Linked DNA regions of Mus musculus: regions 2 and 3 are each linked to region 1. A link is a contact called in ENCODE Hi-C or POLR2A ChIA-PET data. All regions are on one chromosome and are shown on one strand. Each heading gives the region's core, a stretch centred on a gene start or an enhancer-like site at or near the end of the contact. The rest is flanking DNA. Distances are from core to core; before and after follow the strand shown.

The links. A loop is a pair of places that touch in the nucleus more often than their neighbours do. ChIA-PET counts read pairs that join two places held with the same protein, here RNA polymerase II (POLR2A).
Region 2: a loop to region 1 is called in a map of heart, with 9 times the contacts of the local background. The contact joins the promoter of Vamp4 here to the promoter of Prrc2c in region 1. A Hi-C loop is called at or near these places in 1 of 37 maps with a recorded cell type or tissue (heart). POLR2A ChIA-PET finds 5 or more read pairs at or near these places in 1 of 5 experiments (embryonic stem cell).
Region 3: a map of heart shows a loop between it and region 1 (2.9-fold over the local background). The contact joins the promoter of Eef1aknmt here to the promoter of Prrc2c in region 1. A Hi-C loop is called at or near these places in 2 of 37 maps with a recorded cell type or tissue (both heart). POLR2A ChIA-PET finds 5 or more read pairs at or near these places in 1 of 5 experiments (Patski).

What each region holds. Positions count from the first base shown.
Region 1 is chr1:162,738,837-162,741,825 of GRCm38, forward strand. It overlaps Prrc2c (proline-rich coiled-coil 2C), which reads right to left and starts at 1,720. Exons shown (of 35, transcript NM_001081290.1): 1 at 1,489-1,720.
Region 2 is chr1:162,569,249-162,572,330 of GRCm38, forward strand. Vamp4 (vesicle-associated membrane protein 4) reads left to right here and starts at 1,267. Exons shown (of 8, transcript NM_001356527.1): 1 at 1,267-1,532.
Region 3 is chr1:162,546,941-162,549,746 of GRCm38, forward strand. Eef1aknmt (EEF1A lysine and N-terminal methyltransferase) reads right to left here and starts at 1,405. Exons shown (of 8, transcript NM_144877.1): 1 at 1,164-1,405. The coding sequence starts at 1,316.

The sequences.
Region 1 (2,989 bases), core at 470-2,969:
TGTGCCTTATTTTAGCAACAATTATAAATGTACAAGACCAAATGAACACTTTGATAGTTCAGAGCATCCCCTCTGGGTTTAGAAAGTATGGCTTTGACTACAGCACCACTACAAATTTGTGACCTTGATCAAATTACTTCGATCTCTCAAATATCTTGTCCTCATCTGTAAACCAAGTATAAGAGCTCCTTCCTCAAAGACTAGGATCAAAAAGGATAATGTATATAAAGGTCTTGAGAGCATACAGTTAGAGGTTAAGTAATGAGAGATCAGCCAGCATTCTATGTTCTTCACACACACCTACAGACACCCCCCCCAAAAAAACCCAAAAGCTTATTATGACAAATTCATCCCAGAAAAATCATATAAAAACTTCTTTTCTATATGCAAACTCAATCTATTTCTAATTTTTGGAGAATCAATGCATTTGGAGCCAGCCAGAAAAGATGCTGCAGTGCATCTGTGACACACACCTAAAAATGGCTCCAGCCAAAGCAGCATCTTAATGACCAACATGGAAGCTTAAATCTACTTTTAAAAAATGCTAGAGGTCAGACGTGGTGGCCGCTTCATACCACCCTCTCTGTAACGTCTATTAGCGGGAATTGACTCCTGAGCACTCGATGAAGCAAGCATCTTCCGATTCTTCTGGTGCATTCCCAAAGAGAAACCCTAACAGGAGGGCCGCCTACTGTACAATTCTAAGTATCCTGCTGGGGTATGAATTTATGAACCGAGGTTGAAGACCAGCCAATGCGGAAATCCGGGTAGTTTTAAGAGTCAGGAATTACTAGGCAAGTTGGATCCCCCCACCCCAAAGATCTTGAACACACTTCAAACAAATATACATCCCCTTTAAAGAGATCAGAGCGGTCCTTATATGCAAAATCAAGCAAGAGTCCTCACTGGCTCCCATGCTATTTTTCTTCGGTCTTAACTAGGGTCTCTACTCTAGCAACCAGTAATACTAAACGCTCTCTCTGAAAATCAGGCAGCAGCCGAGCCGTATTCCCACAAATGCCGGGCTGGAGCGGCCTAGAGGGAGGAAAAGACTACTCAAATCCTCCAAGAAGTTGTTCAGCTTGTCCCCAGCGGAAGTGGGGTTCGTTGGTCCTGGGTCCTGGTAGAGCCTCTACGACCGCCCTGGACTACACACCGCTGGCTGCAAACGCCAGCCATCACCACAGGAGCATCCGCAGGCACTAAGAGCGCTCGGAGCCGCCACGGGCACCGTCCTCCACGCCGTGGAAAAACGGCGCGCGCAGGCCCCGCGCGGGCGGAGGCTCCCTCGGCCATCGCAGGGCCGCCCCGCCGCAGCACACGCCGCGCACATGGGCGACGAGCCCTGCTCCGGATCTCCGCGGACAGCACGACGCCGGGAGCCCAGGGAGAGACGCCGCGGGCCCCCAGGCCTGGCTCCAGCGCCCGTGCCTTCCCTCCCTCCTCCATCGGGCCTCTTCACGGTCCGGACGCCCTCGCTCTCCTTACCCGCCAGGGTTGAGAACCAAGTCTGCGCGCTTCCAAGGGGCTCGCCCCGGACGGATCAGGGTCAGGGGAGGGGAGATTGCCTCGAGAGACCGTCCGCAGGGCCGCTCGGTCCCGAAAGCCCGAGCCACCGCCGTACAAACCGCCAAAGCACTTTCGCTACCTCCTGAGAGGGTGAGAGCGAGCGAGAAAAAGAAGCAAGATGGCGGCTAGCCAGCCCCTACGTGCTACGTCATGACGTTGCGTACGTAAGGCAAATCTCCGCAAGACCGCCCCGGGGGGGGTGGAGGGGTTGAGGCTGCGGGGTCACGTGACAGCCTCCGCCGCTTCTCGACTGCGGCGGAGGGCAACGCTACCTCCTACTGGAAGGAGGGAGTTCGTCAAGCAGAGCCATTTCGGAGACAAAGCTTTTCCACCTGGGAAGATTCCAAAAACCTTGAGCCCTCCGTGAGGAATCACGACTTGGTTTGTCTCCGTGCATTGACAACAACTGATGGAGGAACATAAACGTTTACAACCTGCGCTTTGACCGAATGTTCTTAGGGGGGGGGGGGGGGCAAAGTGAGGGGCCATGGTGTGGTGGCAATTTGAGAAGACCGAAGTTACCTCGGAGTGAAAAAAATAATCCAAGTGTTAGGGACAAAAGCGACTGGCGTGCTTTGCTGAGGCCACCTTCGGCATTTGTAATTTTGGTGTAAAATAAGGCACTGTTTATTTCTGACTCCTCTGGCAATGTTTACCTCTTGGAACAACTACCTAACAGAGAAAACTAACAGTTAAGAGTCACTCATGCAGGCCGGGCCGTGGTGGTGTACGCCTTTAATCCCAGCACTTGGGAGGCAGAGGCAGGTGGATTTCTGAGTTCAAGGCCAGCCTGGTCTACAAAGTGAGTTCCAGGACAGCCATGGCTATACAGAGAAACCCTGTCTCGAAAGCCAAAAAAAAAAAAAAAAAAAAAAAAAGAGTCATTCATGCAGATGTTTACTAGGTAAGTGTATAGTAGAGACAAGGCAGTACCCGAAGTGAGGAAGGAAAATGATAATATTCTACCTGGGGGCTGAGCATGTACCTCAGTGCCGCGTAGTATCTTGTCACATATATGCAAGTCTCTAGGTTTGGTCTTCCTTTCCCCAACGGAAAGAAGGTAATCCACGAGTATGTGATATTTCTCTACTTTATGAGATATCTATAGTGTATAATAAATCCAAAGATTCTTGTCCTGGTCTGAGTAAACTCCTCCGCTTGCAACTGGCATGTATTCATGGGGTGATACCACAACGTTAGAACAACCATAAAATAATAGCGCAGTAACCACAAGTAACTTCTTCCCCAATTGACATTTGTGATCATTTGTTTTAGATTTTGTTTGCTTTGCATTTCTGGGGCTCGAATCTGGGGCTTGCCTTCAACATGTTAGGCAAGTGCTAATCCAACTGAACTATAACCCTTAGCCCCTTCAGAGACCTTCCAAAATGAGACATAATTTGCTGATTGATAGAACAGG
Region 2 (3,082 bases), core at 17-2,516, 170 kb before region 1:
GCTCTACTATCGTATTTCCTTATGCTGTTAACAGACAAGGACATTAACTAGCTAAGGAAACAAGGCAAGGAAGTTCGGCATAGTAAGCAAATATACGGATAAAATCATCAACTGAAGGGGCTGGAGAGACGGCTCAGTGAGAAAAGGCACTTATCCTTCTTGTTAACGACCCAGGTTCAATTCCTAGCACCCACATGGCAGCTTGCAACAGCCTGTAACTCCAGTCCCAGGGGATTTGAAGTCCTCATCTGATCTTTAAGAGCATCAGGCATACACATAGTAGTGTATGCACATATATGCATGCAGCCAAAAACACCCATACACATAATAAATCTTTTAAAAACATTAAATAAATAGAAACAAACAAACAAAAGACCACCTCTGGGCTGTCTAGTGACTCCGTGATAATCTCACTACCATGCCCTGCCAGAGACACAGACTAAGATACCTTCTATCTGGGCAGGCCATTTCAGTCCAAGTCAGCCAAGTTGTGAGGAGAAAACTCTCAACCAGTGAGCCCAACAGCAACCCTAACTAAAGATCGGGTGAAAGAGGGCTTTCTCCTGGAATTTTCCTCCTCCGGTTTGTTTTCTTGTCCCTGAGCATCTTTTCTTATTTTTGTGTCTATCAAATAACTGGCAATATATTTCCCCACAGTTTAAAAACTCTTAACAAAGGACTAATAACCATTAAGCTTAAAAGACTTGGAGGAGGATAAATTAAAAAAAAAAAGAAAAGAAATACACATTTCTACAGTTTTGGACTAAGTCTATCAACGCCAGACTTCTTTAAATAAATATGTCAAGCAGAGACTGTAAAGGAGATGAATTATTGGCAGAATGGCAATGTAAGGGTGGTTTCCCGCCTGAATCCCTATGTTTGGATCCTGCCATTTAGGCTACAAGCAAAAGGAATGAAACTGAGTAACCCTCAGCAATTTTGTAAATGGTATCAGACAGATATTTTATCACATGCGGCCCCTTTTACTCAGGTCCCTCAGACAGCCCGCAAAGTAGCATCTTCTACGGGACCTACATCCTAGTCACCCTTTCAGCTCCAGTTGAAAGACTTCTCAGCGTTCCCTACTCATCCCATGTACAACCCACGTGCTCCTCCATCGGATCTGAACGTCACAACCCCGGGGGATTCTCCCGGGTTCAAGAAAGACGGAAGCGATCGACCCGCTCAGGGTCTCCATTGCCTGAACATGTCCCCTCCGCCAGAAGACAAGACCCGGAGCGCCGAGACGCTCGATCTCCGTTGCCTGAGCCTGCCCCCTTGCGCCCTCTCCAGGACTCGGAGTACCGAGCGGCTCGATCTCCCTCGCCTGAGCCCGCCCCCTCTGCCCAGCGCCAGGCGGCGGAGCGCCGAGTCGCTCGATGAGCGGGGGCGCTGCAGCAGAGCGGAGCGGTGGCGGCTCTGCGCCTTCGGCCTTCCCCCTCCCACCCTTCTTCCTCCGCTTCCCGCTCCCTCCCCCGCCTGCCCTGCGCTGCCAGCAGGGACTGCTGCCGGGAGCCCATCGGAGACCGCAGGTATCCCGCCCCGGCGCGCCTGAGCAGGCAGGAAGCCAGGCGACGCCCCTGCCTACCGCCCCCAACGTCCGCTGGGGCTGGGAACCGGCCTGCGCGAGGGTCGGGTCGCGAGTGGGGAAGGCCGGGGGCCCGGGGTGTCCTGAGGAAGGGGCGCGAGGACTGGGGAGGGGCTGGGGCGGCCGAGGAGCTTTGAGATCGAGTTGCCCTCCAGGGGGAGAGCTGTTCCCGAGGGGGCACCTGTACGGGGAGTCGGGGGCCAGAGTTCCGAGCAGATGTCGGGGTGCGTGGCCTGGGGTGGCGGCGGCGAAGGGAGCCGAGGAATTGGCCAGAGAGGCTCGCCTGAGGTCCTTCCTCGGGGGTTCGGAGAAAGCGCGCATCCCCGCTGTGCTTAGAATGACCCGGGGGTGGAGGTGAATCCTTACACGTAACAGGTTTTGCGAGTAAGATTTCCAGTCACGATTTGCGTGGAACTGTTACCAGCCGAGACTGCAGATGAGAAATGAGGAAGAACTGGCGAGGGGGATGGAGGCTGAGCAAAGGAAAGCCGTGCCCAGCCAGATTCGAGCTTTTTTAGCGAAATGAAATAGAGCTTGTTTTGTCGAGGTAAAAAGCCAGTGTAGATTAAACAACAGGTTAGAAGTGCGTTACATGTAAAGCCACGGAATAGAGAACGTACTACAGAAGATGCATACGAGAGATTTGAGCAAGCGGGGAAGTACACGTAAGAGTCGTGCGATGTTGACACTTCAGTGAACCGTGTGGTGTTCCATCCACGACGTGGAAAGACATCACGATGACTCTTACTACGTAGACACGTTAACGACAAGAATATTTTTGGTAGGAGGAACTGTAGGCAGAATGGAGTCAACTCTGATTTCTGAGTACAGTTTATTTACGCTACTTATTTTTAATCTGTAAATATCATTAGTTGCGGGTAGTTCCAGGGTAGCTCGTTTATCTATCTGCTGATTTGCTGGTGGTTTGTTTATTTGTCTAGCCTGAGTTTGCTTCCTTCCTCAAACTGATAGCTTGGATTTTAGAACTTGAATAAGAGGTTTACTCCTCATTACGTTTTAGTGTCATACCGTGTAAAGACATTTTGTGAATTTGCTTGATCCCTCTCTCCTGTTGGCTAAGATCAGCTTTTGCTGTTAGCTAAGATCAATATCTGTTATCAGCCAGTTGTTTCTTTTGGGCTGTCAAGGATATAAATATATCGTCCAGATACAGTTTAAATCTCATTTTCTCCAGTTCTTGCCTTATCAACTTTTTCCCGGTGCATTCTGTAATATTTCTGCATGAAATTTATTCTGAGATTAAGATGTAAGGAATAAAATGGGCCAGATGATTCTAACGGAAGTAATGTGGAATAAAGACCCCCAGGGCTGTGACTCATGCATGGATGGATAGCAGCTATGTTATAAGTGAAGTTGTTAGTTTAAAAACAACAGGAAGCTGACTTCAATGATATTACTTTGATTCGGGCTTCTCTTAGTGCCTTACCATCAATAAACTGATATCTAAATTATTTAAATATGTTTGTTTGTTTT
Region 3 (2,806 bases), core at 155-2,654, 190 kb before region 1:
AAAGGTCATGTGAGAACAGGCTGTGTGATGTGCGCTATTCAAAACTTGTGTGCAGCCTGAGGGACGGTTCAGTAGGTTAGAACTATTGCTCTTGCAAAGGACCCAAGTTCAGTTCTTAGCACAGCCTATAACTCCATTTCCAGAGAATTTGGTAGCCTCTTCTGGCCTCCACAAACTTCCTGTACTCACATGATGCACAGAAACTCAGGCAGGCAAACACACATCTACATAATAAAATAAGGAAATCTTTGTCTTGAAGTTTGTAGGAAGTTACAAAATCCAAAACACCAGTTGCATCCTCATTTTTGTTTTTGTTTTTTTAAACCGTTAAAAATATAGGCTGAGTGACAGAACTGTTTCTAACTGCTCATACTTCCTATTTCCTCAGACAACAAACTAGTTTGTGAGGATTTGGAGCCTGCTCCCATCCCAGAGTCTATCTCATGCTATTTACTACTTGAAGCCAAACTTAAAAATACGAATTGTTGTTTCTCTTTGTGGCACATTCCTCCATTCATCTTTCAAAAATTCTGTTGTCACCGTCTCTAGAGGGCAAAGCATAGTTCCATGAGAAGTGATATGCCCTGGAGCCAGACAGACCTGCTTTTAAATCTCTATTTGACCACCTACTACATGCATGGCCTCCAACAGTCACTTGAAAAAAATAAGTGCACAACTACCCGCCTGAATTTGTTGAGATAAAAGGCCCGAGCATAGCAGACCTTAAGTCTCCTTCCCTACCGAAGCTCCAACTCGTCCACACCTATTTAACTTGGAATTTAACTTGTGTTTGTGGCTTCCTGCTCCTGTAGCTTGAGGGCTGGGCACAAAGCCTGAAATTTGATGAGCACTCGGCAGTGACTTAATAAACATATACACCAATAAAGTCCCACGACGCTACCTATTCCACACGTGTGCACAGTGACACAACACCCTTTCAGTCTACTGACGAAGCCACTATTCCAAAACGGGTTAAGGATGAAGTTTTAACTGAAAATCTTTACTTTTAAATGGCTATCTTTAAGGTTGCCACTTAGCCAAGATGCTGGGCAGAATCCTAAAATGATAGATCTGAGTGGGGTCCCCACGCCTGCCTGCCTCCTGCCTCCTAAACTTAGGATTGCTATCTTCAGTCCCCACAAGGGACTGGCTGCACGCCATACCTTTTCCTTGGGCTTTATGTATTTGTGCAGCACCTCGCACAGCTCCAGATAGGTCCCATACCACTCGAAAGCTGTCTTCCCTCGCTGCTGGAAGAACTTCTCCCAGTAGTCGGCAGAGCCAAACTCCTTGGAGCTTTTAGGTAGGAGATTCATGTTCCCACCGTGAGCGGCGTCTTCGACACTGCTCCTGGTGACAGATCACCCCGGGAAGCACCGGGAGGCAGCAGCGGCGGGAATCTTAGCCACTACAGGCACCATAGATTTGTTCTGCACGCAAAACCCAACCGAACCGGGCCCTGTGCAGCAGACGCGCGGACGAACCACTGAGCTGGCCACGCGCCGCTGCCGCCCCCCTTGTTTTTCTTCACCCTCGGTCCGCGCCCCACGTGCAGCAGCCACACACTCCCGCAGCTACACTCAGAACCTAGAAACCATATCCGGGTAAGAGGTCTCGTGATTGGGCAGGCGGAGCGGGCGGGACTTCCTGCGGGACTCCGGGCAGAAGAGGCTTGCTTCGTGGAACCGGGCGGGGCTGCGCGCGCAGCCTCTGTGAGCTGCGCTCTATCCCCAGCTGAGAGCGCGAGGGGCAACGGGAGCTGACCTGCGCAGGAGCAGGAGTCTCAGCTAGAAACCCCTTCCTCAGGAAAATGTGAGCTCATCTCCTCTTCCCGGAATCACTTTGCCACCGTTCTTGGTCAATTCAGAGGAAAATGACTGCTTTTTCTACTCCAAAATACAGAGCCCTGCTATTAATACAGTAACAACGGTGAATATCAGGAGACTTAACCGAAGTGCCTCCCTTCCCTGCCTCTCAAAACACAGTAACCATTCATTATGAAGATGCTCATTTTATCATTGGAGTCCTTAAATTGTCATTCTGATGACAGTTGTAAAGACATAGTTTATGTGTCTGATGAACAATACCATCCTTTTAAATGATCGTTTTATGAAAATATCCCAAGGAAGTTCCTAGTGAAGAGCTGTTTTGAAGAGACGATGAAAGAAACAGCTCTCGCGTTAAAGGAATAAGAGATGGAGCCCAGATATGACTGGCCATAGCCCAGGAACACAGATTTAGCTTCCTCAAATACCATGTTCCCATGAGGTAGCAATTGCATGAACTTTTATAGTAACAACACAGAAAGTAGTAAAACGGGACACTTACAAATACATTGGTGAGTATATTGTAAGATGATTGCAACCACAAGAAAACCTAGAGGTCTCTTCATACTTTCCAAAGGTCTTACCTAAGGGTCACAAAAGATGTTGCCAAGTACTAAATAACTACTAAAGGACCGGAAGATGTTCTAGGAAAATTTGGCTCTGGAACTGCATGCAACCTTTCAACGGCTTCACATCATTGACGTTGAAATCAATGAGCCTTTGAGGACACAGCTCCTTTCCAGAGATTCTTTTTCACAGCCTATACACACAGTGCTAGCACAGACACGGAACAGTTAGAGTAGACATAAGTTTTAAAGTCATCTTCAAACATTACAGAATCGTCTATTGGACTTGTTTTTATTTTTAAAAAGTTTCATATGATATAATCTGGTAGTGGTTTCTTCTTTCCCGACTTGTCTCAGCTCTTCCCCACCTCCTCAACTCCGTGACCTTTCTCTCTAAATAAAACACACAGTATT